2 separate regions of the Homo sapiens genome follow, and region 2 is linked to region 1. The links are chromatin contacts, found by Hi-C or POLR2A ChIA-PET in ENCODE. All regions are on one chromosome and are shown on one strand. Each heading gives the region's core, a stretch centred on a gene start or an enhancer-like site at or near the end of the contact. The rest is flanking DNA. Distances are from core to core; before and after follow the strand shown. Region 1 overlaps ELF1 (E74 like ETS transcription factor 1). Region 2 has its middle 31 kb from the start of LINC02341.

The links. Hi-C counts contacts between places; a loop is a spot of excess contacts on that map. ChIA-PET counts read pairs that join two places held with the same protein, here RNA polymerase II (POLR2A). Pooled maps may share reads with other maps.
Region 2: a map of naive thymus-derived CD4-positive, alpha-beta T cell shows a loop between it and region 1 (4-fold over the local background). The contact joins two enhancer-like sites. A Hi-C loop is called at or near these places in 1 of 168 maps with a recorded cell type or tissue (naive thymus-derived CD4-positive, alpha-beta T cell) and 6 of 50 pooled maps. POLR2A ChIA-PET finds 5 or more read pairs at or near these places in 1 of 52 experiments (GM12878).

What each region holds. Positions count from the first base shown.
Region 1 is chr13:40,983,297-40,989,769 of GRCh38, forward strand. The region is part of intron 1 of ELF1 (E74 like ETS transcription factor 1); the gene reads right to left. Among named protein-coding and RNA genes, the nearest start is that of ELF1, 33 kb to the right of the region's middle. RefSeq lists enhancers at 1,097-1,166, 1,586-1,865. Within about 2 kb of position 2,840, at least 4 of the 41 ENCODE cell types and tissues checked have a DNase peak (open chromatin) inside an H3K27ac peak, as active enhancers do.
Region 2 is chr13:42,390,177-42,396,649 of GRCh38, forward strand. No RefSeq gene overlaps it. Among named protein-coding and RNA genes, the nearest start is that of LINC02341, 31 kb to the right of the region's middle. RefSeq lists enhancers at 4,577-4,626, 5,527-5,676. Within about 2 kb of position 2,720, at least 3 of the 41 ENCODE cell types and tissues checked have a DNase peak (open chromatin) inside an H3K27ac peak, as active enhancers do.

The sequences.
Region 1 (6,473 bases), core at 1,590-4,089:
GATGGCCAGTAATTTCCTAATAATTTTAAAGAGACAAGTCTGGGGATGAAGCTGATCTAGTGAATCAGTTTCCCTGAAAACGTAAATCCAGCTAGTATGTGTCAGCCAAATCACTTAATCGGTTTCCTAATTTCTGTAAAGCCAAGTCCCTATGTGTCCTGGGCTTTAGGGGTCATCATGGATGACTGTGATTTTCCTAGCAAGAACTCAAAATAAAATAAGAATTAAGAATCCAATTCAGATGATATTTCTACTCACTACACTAAATTCCAACCCAGCAAATTTCCCACTCTCATCCACTCCCTTTTAACAGGAAGTTTAACTCCAACACTGGGAAAGTATTTTTAGCACATTCAGGTGGTTTTTGAGCAATGTACCATATCTAGAAGAGGGAAAAAAAAAGTGTTTTGATTTAAATTGATCACAGATAGATACATTTGGCCTTGTACTTATTATTATTTATAATACCTTTTTCCTTAAATTATTATCCAACCCAATTCCTCTGTAGTAGACCTGCCTTATGTTCCTCCACACAAACTATTCAGTCTTGCCTCTTTTCTCAACTTCTGTTATTTCCTATGCCTGCAACACACCCATCTTCTACTTGCCAGCATTCAATCCCATCTTTTCCATTCAATGCTCAAGCCCCATTTATTTCACAAAGCCTCCCAACATCTATGCCTCAAACTACAAGGACTGCTCCCTTCAAAAACACAGCAATTACTGCCCGTACAACCAATTTAGCATGAATTGTAGTACATTGTCTTACATTTGAAAACTGTGTCCCCTTAATTCAACTGAATACATGTTTGAGTACCAATTATTTGCAAGGCAATGTGCCAGGCACCAAGACAACTGAAGCAAAACCTCTTCTGGGGAAATAACCATTGTCTAAAATTTCTTCTGTACCTCCCAAACCTGTGTGCCCACAGTGATGACAAAAAGGATTATATTGATGACAAATACTGTTTTAAATATCTTATCAGGCCAGGCATGGTGGCTTACACCTGTAACACCAGCATTTTAGCAGGCTGGTGGGGAAGGAGTCACTTGAGACTACACATTCAAGACCAACCGGGGCAACATAGCAAGACCTCGTCTTTACAAAAAATAAAAAATTAGTTGGCTGTGTTGGTGTGTGTGCATTTGTGATCCTAGCTACTCAGGAGGCTGAGGCAGGAGGATCACTTGAGCCCAGGAGTTCAAGGCCGTAGTGAGCCATGATTGCCACTGTACTCCAGCTTGCATTACAGAATGAGACTCTGTGTTCAATAAATAAATATCATTAGATATTTAAGCTATTTCTACAAATATCCTTTATTTAAAAAAGAATAACTGATATACTTCTGATAAAGAGGAAACTATTATCACAAGCTTGAAAAACGAGAGTAAGAAAACATAACCAGAATCAAGGGATGTTTGCTGATACAGAAGTTTCTCTGTAAAAGATTAGGTTCCAGAAGGCTATTTCAAAACCCATTTGTTCATAAATGCAAAATGACATTGTGCCAATGGCCAGTGTGAATACGTCTAGGTAAATTTAAGTTTCACTTTCTTTTCCACTGCTGTCATGTACCTTTTCGTACCAGCACTTCCACACTGCTACTGTGCTTTAACAGTTGTCTTTCAGAAATCTAAAAAATCAGGATAAGCAACCAACATACCCACACCTTATACATACTAACAACTAACAGTAATAAATCAAAACTGAAATGGCTCCCCACAATCACTAAGCCACTTATTGCAGCAGAAAAAGACACTTTTGCTCTGGCATGTAGCTTTTGCTTATTTCTATAGAGAAGTCCACAAACTGAAAATGTGTAAGCAAAGAAAAGCATTTTACTGGCTCAATCATGTCTTTGATTCTCTGTCATCTTTCCTGCTCCTCTTCCTCTCCCCTGTGTACTTATATACTCTTCTGCATCAAGGTGATTCTTGAGAATACATTTTCTGATACCTGATCCAGAGGGAGCACCTGTAGATATCAAAGATTCTTATAATCTTTGATTACAAAGCCCAGGTATCTTACAATTTTTTCAGTAACAGACAAGACTGAAGATCTAAATCAATGATTCCATTTTTAATTAGTAAATTGGGGTGGTCAAGTTCTCACGGTCTACAAGCAAAACAGAACTAAAACTAGAATTCTTGTTTCCTAAATCAGGACTCTCTCTAAAACTGTAATATACAGCTGGGCCTCTAAAATCCACCAAAGTCCTTTCTGCTATAACAGTTTATAACACAGATTAAGTAAACGCATATGTAAAAAATTTTTAAAATCTCCATCTCTAGGTTCAGCTTCTGAGCTCCAAATCCAGTCACTAAACTATAAGACAAGTCTACATCAGTGCCCCTTGAAGTCAGTGTGTAAAAAACATGTCCAAAACTAAATGCATCATCTAATTCCTCAAATACGGTCTTAGATGGAAAAAAAATATGGGCACTCGGATTAGAAAAAAGGCTTCTGTTCTAACCTAACAAATTGAAAGGTCCTCAGTAAATTTAAAACTTGTTTAAATTTACCCATCCTTAATTATCTATTATAGTCAGGAAGCACTCTGCTGTATTAATAGTTCTCAAACATGTTTTTTTCAAAGTGTCAGTCTTTATAAAGTAACAAGGAAAAACATAAGTGAAACTACTTCTTCATCACACAGACATAAGCGGTCAACTTATTTGCACAGTTTTCAGAGGGCATCCAGGCAGACATCTACCAGATAATAAAAAAATCTTAGGCTGGCTCAGATGTCTCTTAATTGGGTGAGGACCATATTCTTATTCTCCAAGGAGACATGCCACAGGAATACTTAGCAACAAGGTTCCTAACCTGTCATCCCCAAAATAAGCTTTGGAGTTAAAGTAAAATAGTAACACAAAGCAGTTCAGAGAACAGGCTCTGGAGTCAGACCGATTGGGTGCCAATCTTCTGCAGTGTGACAGAAGACTGGACAAGTTACTTGCTTGGTGTCTCAGTCCCCTCTTTCCATAAAATAGGTGTCAGTCTCAAGTCTCTTCCTTCTGTAAAACGGGTAAAGTAATACCAAAACCTAGAGCTGTTGTGTAGATGCAAAAATGCATGTGCAGAATACTTGGCACATAACATGCACTGAATTAACATTAGCTTCTTTAGCGCTGTAAGTATATGCAAGAAATATGTAACAGGTGCATGCTAGGTAACTAATAATTCCTTAAGGGTCATTTCTGTACTCCCTGGAAGTCTCTATTACCATAGCTATTTGCTAGACTCCAGAAAAAGAACATTATAGCCCATTGTCAACAAAACTGTAATTCTATTCCAGTGCTTCAAGGTTTGGCGTCTTTTTAACAAATCCTGCTGCTTCAAGGCGAGGACTTCACTCTGGCAAGCTTCCCTAACACAGAGTCCCATTATGCCTCATTCCAAACAAAATGACTTCACTGATGGTAAACACAAAACCCTCAGCCACACTACTAGCTACTACAACCACTTCAAATGGCTACTTGTTTAATTTATTATAGAAGATTTCAGGTACTAAAAAAAATATGATAGTCAAAATTGATCACTGATTGAATGTAAATTTAAGATTCCTTCAGAAAGGTTTTTAGACACAAGGATATTAAACCCACGAATTCATAAATATATTTTTAGAAAATCATTGCTCTTTTTTTTTTTTTTTTTTGAGTGGGAGTCTCACTGTCGCCCAGGCTGGAGTGCAGTGGCGCCATCTCGGCTCATTGCAAGCTCCGCCTCCCGGGTTCACGCCATTCTCCTGCCTCAGCCTCCTGAGTAGCTGGGACTACAGGCGCCCGCCACCACGCCCGGCTAATTTTTTGTATTTTTTAGTAGAGACGGGCTTTCACCGTGTTAGCCAGGATGGTCTCGATCTCCTGACCTTGTGATCCACCCGCCTCGGCCTCCCAAAATGCTGGGATTACAGGCGTGAGCCACAGCACCCGGCCGAAAATCACTGCTCTCCTTTTAAGTTACTATGGTACCAACTGTTTATGGTGAAAATTAATAAATAGTCCGGTGCCGTGGCTCACGCCTGTATCCCAGCACTTTGGGAGGCCGAGGCGGGTAGATTACCTGAGGTCAGGAGTTCGAGACCAGCCTGACCAACATGGTGAAACCCCGTCCCTACCAAAAACACAAAAAAAAAATTAGCTGGGCATGGTGGTGAGTGCCTGTAATCCCAGCTACTTGGGAGACTGAGGCAGGAGAATTGCTTGAACCCAGGAGGCAGAAGCTGTGGTAAGCCGAGGCACGCCACTATACTCTAGCCTGGGCAACAGAGCAAGACTCTGTCTCAAAAAAAAAAAAAAAAAAAAGAAAGAAAATTAATAAAGAGAATCAATCAAACAAAAAGGTTTTAGATCAGACAATTCTGGGATAAAGAAGGTGAAATATACCAGCTTAAAGCAATGACGTGGTTGAATGACTTCTCTAATGAAGTATGTAATTCAGACTGTGTCTGTTTATGTACATATGGCATGTTTGTAGGTTGGCAGTATCTAAAAAACTGGAATGCTACAGTAACTCTAGACACCAAGTAACTGAACAGAAAGAACTTTCACAAGATGTGGTAACCTAATAAAAGGGCTCTTTTCAGTATATACAGATAGTCATGGTAAGAAATGCAATATTCGGAAAAACCATTGAAAAAATATAACAGAAATGAAAGAAAACAGAGTAAGAAAGTGAGAGAAAAGAAGTGAAGTTATACCAAGTAGAAATGAGAAGCAAGCAATAAACCCATAATCTGTAATGACTGAATTCCTGTGTGATTGACCATAGTTTGGTCTTTTAAAAAATCTGTTTTCTATTATAACATGGTAGAAGGCTCTATATTAGCTCCCAGCAGAAATGAAGTCAGTGGTATGAAGATAAACTGCACACAGTCTTCCAAAGTTTGCCCATTCTCAATCTAAAAGTGTGAAATCACAGGATATTAGAGCTGAAAAAGATCTAAGGATTACCTAGGACAACATATTCACTGAAAAGAAAAAAGAATTTAGGCCTAGAGCATTCTGATGTGTCCAAGGACACACAGCCAGTTAGTGGCAAAGAAAGCAAGAAAAGCCCAGATTTCCTACTGGTACCTTTATATCTATATTAACAGAACTTCATTAATATTTTTTCCTTAGCAGAATATCTGGAAAAATAAGAAATCCCCTAGACAAATACCTAGCAAAAGTACCTTACCATACCCCAGTACAACTGTCAATTAAAATGCTTTTATATATTATGCAATCTCTTGATATTTGGGATAAATCATTTTCAACCATATTTTTAACTGAAACAACTGGTGCAGAGGGTTTGTAGATTTCCCTATTTACTACTTTAAGTCTTAGAGTTTTACTATTATTATCTCCCAAGTTTACTATATCATATCATCTTGCCTTACATTTTCACTCAGCCTAAAAAGTAAAAAGGAAACATGTATAAGCCTTTTTAGAAGGCTACCACAATTTAGTAACTCATTAAAATACTTCAAAATAGATTTGTACTGATATTTTTCTCTCTAGTTCTTTTTTTTCTTTTTGAGACAGAGTCTTGCTCTATCGCTTAGGCTGGAGTGCAGTGGCACGATCTCAGCTCACTGCAACCTCCGCCTGGGTTCAAGTGATTCTCATGCCTCAGCCTCCCAAGTAGCTGGGACTACAGGTGTGCACCACCACGTCTGACTGATTTTTGTAATTTCAGTAGAGACAGTGTCTCACTATGTTGCCCAAGGTGGCCTCGAACTCCTGAGCTCAAGTGATCTGCCCACCTGAGCCTCCCAAAGTGCTGGGATTACAGGCATGAGCCACTACGCCTAGCCTTTCTAGCTATTTTAAATACAGTATTATTGCTAGAATTTACATTAAAATATGCGAATATGGAAAAAACAATAAAGAAACATCCCAAAATGTAGGTATAGTTAAGAAACCAGATTTGAACTTTCCCAAAAAAGAATAGTCATACTTTCTCAGCTCCTGCTTTCTCTAAACCAGGTACTCTACACACAAAGTTGAAGGGAAAAAACACAAGTTAATGTCACAAGGCAAACAAATCATTTCATTGCACTCAGTGTTCTCATAATTGAAAAAGAAAATGTTTCTATACCCCAACTGTTCATTTAAATTTTTTCAAATATTCAACGAATTTAAGAAAGTTGAGAGAAAGTTTAAAACTATGTTTTTGCAATCTAAACAGGTACCATGTATTTACTATGAATATATTTTAGGTAGGTATGCAAGATAGCTACTTAAAATTAAGCATTCTTTTATTTTTTAATTAATTTTTTTATTGTTGAATTCTTTATTAATTCAAAACATTTTAAGTCAGTGTAATGCACATGCATTTTACACTAACATCCATAGATTTCCACAATATAGTAAAATGAAAACAGCTCTATCTTGATTTACTTTGAAAACTCAAAGAAAGCTACCTAGTTTGAGACTTCTGAATTTTTTTACATTATTGTCGTGCTCAAATTCTACTACATGGTGAA
Region 2 (6,473 bases), core at 1,470-3,969, 1.4 Mb after region 1:
CTGATGTTGGTGACCCTCTACCCCTTAAATCAGTGACTGATATGACAAAATTCTCTTTTGATCTTATATGTTTTGGGGGTTCTTGGTTGAATCTTCCTCTGTATGGCTTTTAAAAGCTGGTGTTGCCAAGGATTTGGGCCTTAGTCTTCTCCCGTTTGTGTAGGCAATTTGATCAGTATCTTTACTTTTTTTTGAGATGGAGTCTCGCTCTGTCACCAGGCTGGAGTGCAGTGGCGTGATCGAGGCTTACTGCAACCTCTGCCTCCTGGGTTCAAGCGATTCTCCTGCCTCAGCCTCCCAAGTAACTGGGACTACGGGCACGCACCACCATGCCTAGTCAATTTTTGTATTTTTAGTAGAGACGGAGTTTCACCATGTTGGCCAGGATGATTTCGAACTCCTGACCTCAAGTGATCTGCCCACCTCGGCCTCCCAAAGTATTGGGATTACAGGCGTGAGCCCTTGCCTGGCCAGTATCTTCACTTTTAACCACCACCCATTTGTAGATGTTACCCAGCATAAAACTGTGCTATCTTTGTAAGGAGGCTCTTTGAACTTAGCCCAATCCAGTTGGCTGGTATGTCCATCAGTTCTTCCTGCTGTATGTCCTTTCAGGCCCTTCTCTTCTCTACAGCCCCATCCCAGAGCTGCCTTAGGTAAGGTCTTCCTCATCTTATGTGTGGCAGAGCCAAGTCTCTGTGGCAGAAACCCTGACATCTACTTCGACTCCCTCTACTGCTTTGCCAACAACGTGCACTTTCTAAAATACATGAGCTTTTAAAAAAATTCAACCTGATAGATTGTCTTCTAATACATGAATTTAATATGTTGATATTTATTGTGATTATCACCATATTTGGACTTATTGTTAACATCTTAAAAATACATACATTTTAATTTCTTCCCAACACTTTTTTCTCTCCATTGCTTTGGAAACTATACATTTAACTTTTTGGTAGGTTATATCTTTACCATACATGAGTTTTCTAATAACATCTGAAATTATTCAGTCACTCTCATTCCTCTATCTTCCTTATTTTTGTCACCTAGAATTTAAAATAAAAGAGTTATTTTTGATAGTTAGTAGTTAAATTATCAATATAATTTACCAGTTTCTTTGCTCACCATTTAAAATAAATTTGTACTCCTTCTTTGTGATCCTTTTTCCTCTTGAGGAACTATTTTTCATTTAGTGAGTGTCCGTAGGTGTTAAAAGTTCTTAGACTTCATATGTCTAAAAATATCTACCTCACCTTCTTCTTAAATGATAGTTCAAATAGGTAAAGAATACTTATTTTTCCTTAAGCTTTGATCACATCACTCTTCTGTCTTCTGATATTTGTTGTTAATGATGAGAAGTCTGCTGTTGGTCTTATTGCTACTCTTTTGTGGATTGTCTTTTTCCCTGTTAGATTTTAAATTTTTTTCTCTATAGCAATGTTCTGCAGTTTCATTACAATGCATCTAGTTAGGAATATATATATTTGATGCCCAGTGTTCACTATAAATCTATGATTTTTTTCAATACTGGAAAATTATGAACTGTTAGTTCCTTCTATATATTTTTTTCTACACCAATTCTTCTATTCTTTCATTTTGGGGCTGCTGTGAGTCTTCTGTTGGAATCCCTCAGTCTGTCCTCTTGGCTTCTGATGACCCTTTTCATGTCTTCTTTTTATCTTCTGTGCTATCTTCTGGGCAGTCTGTGAGCTTCCAATTTCAATGACAGTATATTCTGTTTTCAGGACTAGTATTTGGTTGCTTTTCAGAACCATATATTGTTTATTCATATCTGCTTTTTTTGTTTGTTTGTTTCTCATAGATGTAATTACTTCCTTTATCTCTGAGGGTTTTAAGCATGCTTCTTTTAAATGCTTTTGAGATTGCTCAGGTGTTTCTATTTGGAGGGAGTAAATGTTGCTGGTCTTTGAGCTTGTTGTCTAACTTTCTTCCTGTTAAATTTTCTTTCAAATTTAGGTTTGTATGCTCTTCCTGAGGAGCTCACTTCTCCCCATAGCTCTGGGTTATTTTCCTCCCCAGTTAATGGTTTTGACATTGCCTCTGTCTGGTTCCCAGGAACTCTGTTCTGGATCCAGGTTGAATGTTGGTGGATGGGCTCTTACCTCATGTACTGGGGATACCTACATGTAGCCACTCAGCTGGTGGGTGGCTTCCCCCAGGACGGGGCTCCAGGGCTGTGCCTGCTTCCTGCCCATCCACTGGCCTATAGAAAGGCCAATGTTTTAGCTTTTCCACCTCCTTTTACAAACAAGGGAGCTCAGCACCATGCCTGGCTTCAGGTGGTGATCCTGACTTGGGTCCTCTGCCATATCTGGAAGGTTTTGCTCCCTGTTACCCCAAAAGAATCAGACTTTGGTCATCTATGCCTTCTTGACCAAGAGACCAAGAGGCCCATGGTTTTGACACTATTTATTACTCTTTCTTTTTCATGGAAGTATTTATCTGATTTTTCAGTGTGATTTTATTTTTATTGCAGAAATACATGTTTTACATATTATTGCTGTGTTTGGAGTAGAGATGAGGGGGCCCACAACTTGAGCTCAAAATGCCATTTTGCCAGGGAATATCTCTCCCTATTAATCTTTGTGTTCCCATGCTTGTCACATAGCAGGTGCTTGATGAATTTTGGTGGTTTGCTGTTACTGAGACATGGGCCTATTGGAGGCACAGAGGCCTGATGGTGAGAAAACCCCAGTTACCACAAAGTCAGGGAAAGCTCTGTCTGAGGCCCTCTTCTGTGACTTGGAGGCCTATCTCAGAAAGCTCTACTTCCTGGAAGGACTATCAGGGTGTTAAAGTGTCCTCGCTACTAGAGAGAGGACTGATCCTTTTAGTGCAGAAAAGCATCCTCATCCACTTATGAGCCTTTCGTGTAGTGTTTAAAGAAAGTGTTGTCATTTAAGCTGATTTGTGGCCCATCAGAAGACTCAATATCCCCAAATTTGGATTCCTGGGCCAGTGGGTCAGTGTTCTCTTCAGCAGACTGCCTCAGTGGTAGAGACAGGAGCTGCATTGATTGTTGACAGGACACCAACCTGTGTGAAAAGCAGGTCTCACATAATCTGTCCAGGCGATAATCTGCTTTAGGATTGATAGATGCCCTCTGTGGAGAAAATAAGTCAGTAATGTGCTCTCAGCAGGAAACTTTGTCAGCAGCGGGTTGTTAGAAGTAAAGGGTGTGATTACAATCTAACTTCAGTGTAACTTTGACTCTTCCGTGTGTTTTTCTCATTTATCTCATGAGTCATAAAAACATTTTGATGATTGCAGCAAAGTCTGTGGCTACTTAGCTCTACCACACTGGAAACACTTTATCCAGTAATAGAAAGAAATAGAGTGCCACATTGTTATGTTCCAGAGATCCAGCCTCCGCTCTTTCTTTGTCTTTTATTGGAAACTTGTGAGATTTGGAAGACTGTTCCCTGGATGCATTTGGCATCCCAGTTTGCTGAGAGTTTCTACAGTTCTGGTTCACTGCTGGCTCAGCGTGGTGTGGGAGACATTGGGTGTTTTGCCTGTCCAGCATCTATTTCCATTCTTCTAGGAACTGGATGTTTCTGTCTGGTGGAGAACGTATTCCACAACTGGAGCCAGACCCACCCTGCCACAGAGGAAGCCACGTGACCCAGGAGTGGTTTAGAAATGGGCACATGACCCAAGCAGAGGCTTCCCAGGACCTTTCTGTTGGAACTATTTGAAACTACTTTCATTCCACTGGAATTCTATGCTGGCAACCACCTTCTCACCTTTTGGAGAGCACCTGTCCAGCAGGTGCAGAGAGAGGCACGTGTATGATGACATTGTCTGAAACCTTACATCAGCCTTGCCCGAGGTCAAATGCATTTCAGTGAATAAACTCATGGATTTCTTTCTTGATTTAAGCTAATTTGAGTTGAATTTCTGTCACTCAAGACTGAAAGTGTCCTGACCCTTATGTGTAGGAGTTAGGAGTGAGAAATCATTTAACAGAATTCTTGAGAGCATGCTCTGTTTACATCTTCACTCATTTCAAGCCCAGGCTACTTATGATGCATGCCTGGCCCTTAGGCACTCTCAGCATAGTTGTTTATGAAGGATTTTGGACAATAATTGACTTTTTGGGTGTCTAAGGTTTGAGTTTCTTTTATCAACTAGTGCTGGAGGAGCCAAATAGTCAAGACTGGGGAAAGGAGAGGAGGAAGAAGACCATGAAGTAGGGAACCTACTGATCCTAGGAGCCATCCAGGAACTGCAACTATTGTGTGCCTAAATACAGGAAGGGCCAGCGACTGAGGATGTGCCTTCTGGATGCCTGCCACGTTTCCTGCTCATTCACCCAAGCCTGCCGAGATATCAGTTTACCCAGAGAGTCAACGTACTTTTTCCACAGTGAGACCAATTGAGAACACAAGTATCCCAATTTCCAGGCAAGTGCTCTATTTATCAGATCACACTTCCTTCCTGCTTTGAGAACAAAATAACCTAGCAGTCAGAAAGCACAATTGGGCACAAGATTCTACAAACAACAGGAGAACATATCCTGTAGAAAAACAGCACAGTGTGCGTGGTCTGTGTAGCTGGGAGCTCCTGTAGAACAGGTGGGCTTTCAGAAGTTCAAGAGAAGGAAGATAGGACAGAGAACCTCTGAGCTTGCCTCTTTCCACCAAAAAGCTGTGGAGGTTCTGACTCAGGGTACACAGGTGCAGTAAGACTGTGTGGGGCAGGAGGAACAGCAGGAGGAGAAGACATAGAAATCAGTAGAAGGCAAGGCTGAATGAGGGGACTGATTGCTGATTAGAATCTTGCTCTTCTCTTCTATGTGTTGTGTTCCAAGGGAACCCCTAAGTCTGAATATGGATTGGAATAGGAACCTTGAAACTGTCATTGAGGAGCGAAGCATGGCAGTGTTGGGGTGGGTGTTGCCAGGTGGACGGGATGGGGAGAGGAAGTGGTTTTGTAGGAGAACAAAAGAGAAGCAAGTGAAGATGGTTTCTTCACCAGAAGCTGCCCTCAAGCCGAGTAAGCGAGGCATGGAATGTTGGGCTTCTAGAAAGATCCTGGACCTTAGGCCCTGATCCAGGTGGAGCCCAGAGGGCTGAGATCAGAGGAAACCTGCTGAGAAAGTGTGGGATTTCTTACCACAAGACAGTCTTACTGCCCTGACCAGACCTGGCCACGATTGACATTTAGACAAAAAAGAGCACACAGAGAACACTGAGGAGCGTGGCCCACCCATGCTGTGTAGGAGGCAGACAGACACCTTTTGTCTGTGAGGCCAGTACACTCTGTGTGTCTCCTCTAGTCTACAGCCAATTCCCTCAGCCATCGCTGGCTTTTAATCCAAAAACTCATCTGTGGGAGATTGATTCAGCGCCTACGTGCTGCCTGTCAGCTCAGGGCCAGGGCAAAGCCAAGCAGGGCACAGATGTGGCTTCTGCTCCCACCTTTCTGGCTCCTCCATGCCCTTTAATTCATTGCATCAGGTTCCCCTTTTTAAGAGCTTAACGACTGAGGTGTGTGCACAGCTTGTGTTCCTGACCAAGGAAAAACTCTGTGCTCTGTCTGCGGCACGTCAGCATCCTCCCCCGTCTCCTGTTGCCAGCCTCTGCCCTGCCCAATGCAGTTCAGCTGGCTTGCCAGCACCGATGGGAAGCCTTCTGGTTGCCCCTGGCTGATGAAGGTCTTCTCTCCCCACCCCCAGCCCTGCTCCCAAATGGGGAGAGTTTTTGGAGACCCTCAAAATAATTATTCACTCCATTAATTAGATGTGTAAAAAGGGTGGGGGATATTACTCTAGGAACGAATTTGAGACCCTTGTGGTGTCAGAGAAAGGACTAAATGGACAACAAGCCCACATTATAAATTATTTATTTCATCCATTCCATCTGAACAATGGATACGTCCATGTGAAAACCAGAGCTCAAAAATCAGAATCAAAGGACTGACCACCATGGCCCACAAGCACCCTCTACATCACTGACCCCCTAGTATGTCATTAAAATAATTAAAAATAAAGAGGCTGGGTGCAAGGGCTCATGCCTGTAGTCCCAGCAGTTTGAGAGGCCAAGGTCAGAGGATGGCTTCTGGTCAGGAGTTCAAGACCAGCCTGGTCAACATAGTGAGACTCAATCCCTACGAATTTTTTTTTTTTAAAGACAAGAAAAAAAAAGAAAAGAAAAGCCAGTTGATTCAGGTGCTCTAATGAGATCTCTAGACTTGTTCTTTGAACCCATGTTTATGTTAAACAGGAGCTTCCAGCTCTAGGTTCTTGGGCACAGGCTGATGTGAGTTCATTGTGGATTCCTGTGAAGTGTGTTACTGCAGGTGACCGAAACTGGACTTGGACTGAGGTATGAGGACTCTCCCTGAGATACAAGTGCTTTACTAGTTGCTTTGTTTTGTGTCGGGAGAAAGCTTGGCGGCTCCTCCTCTATATCGTAGCCTCTGTCAGAACTGTTGTGCCTTGTCATCAG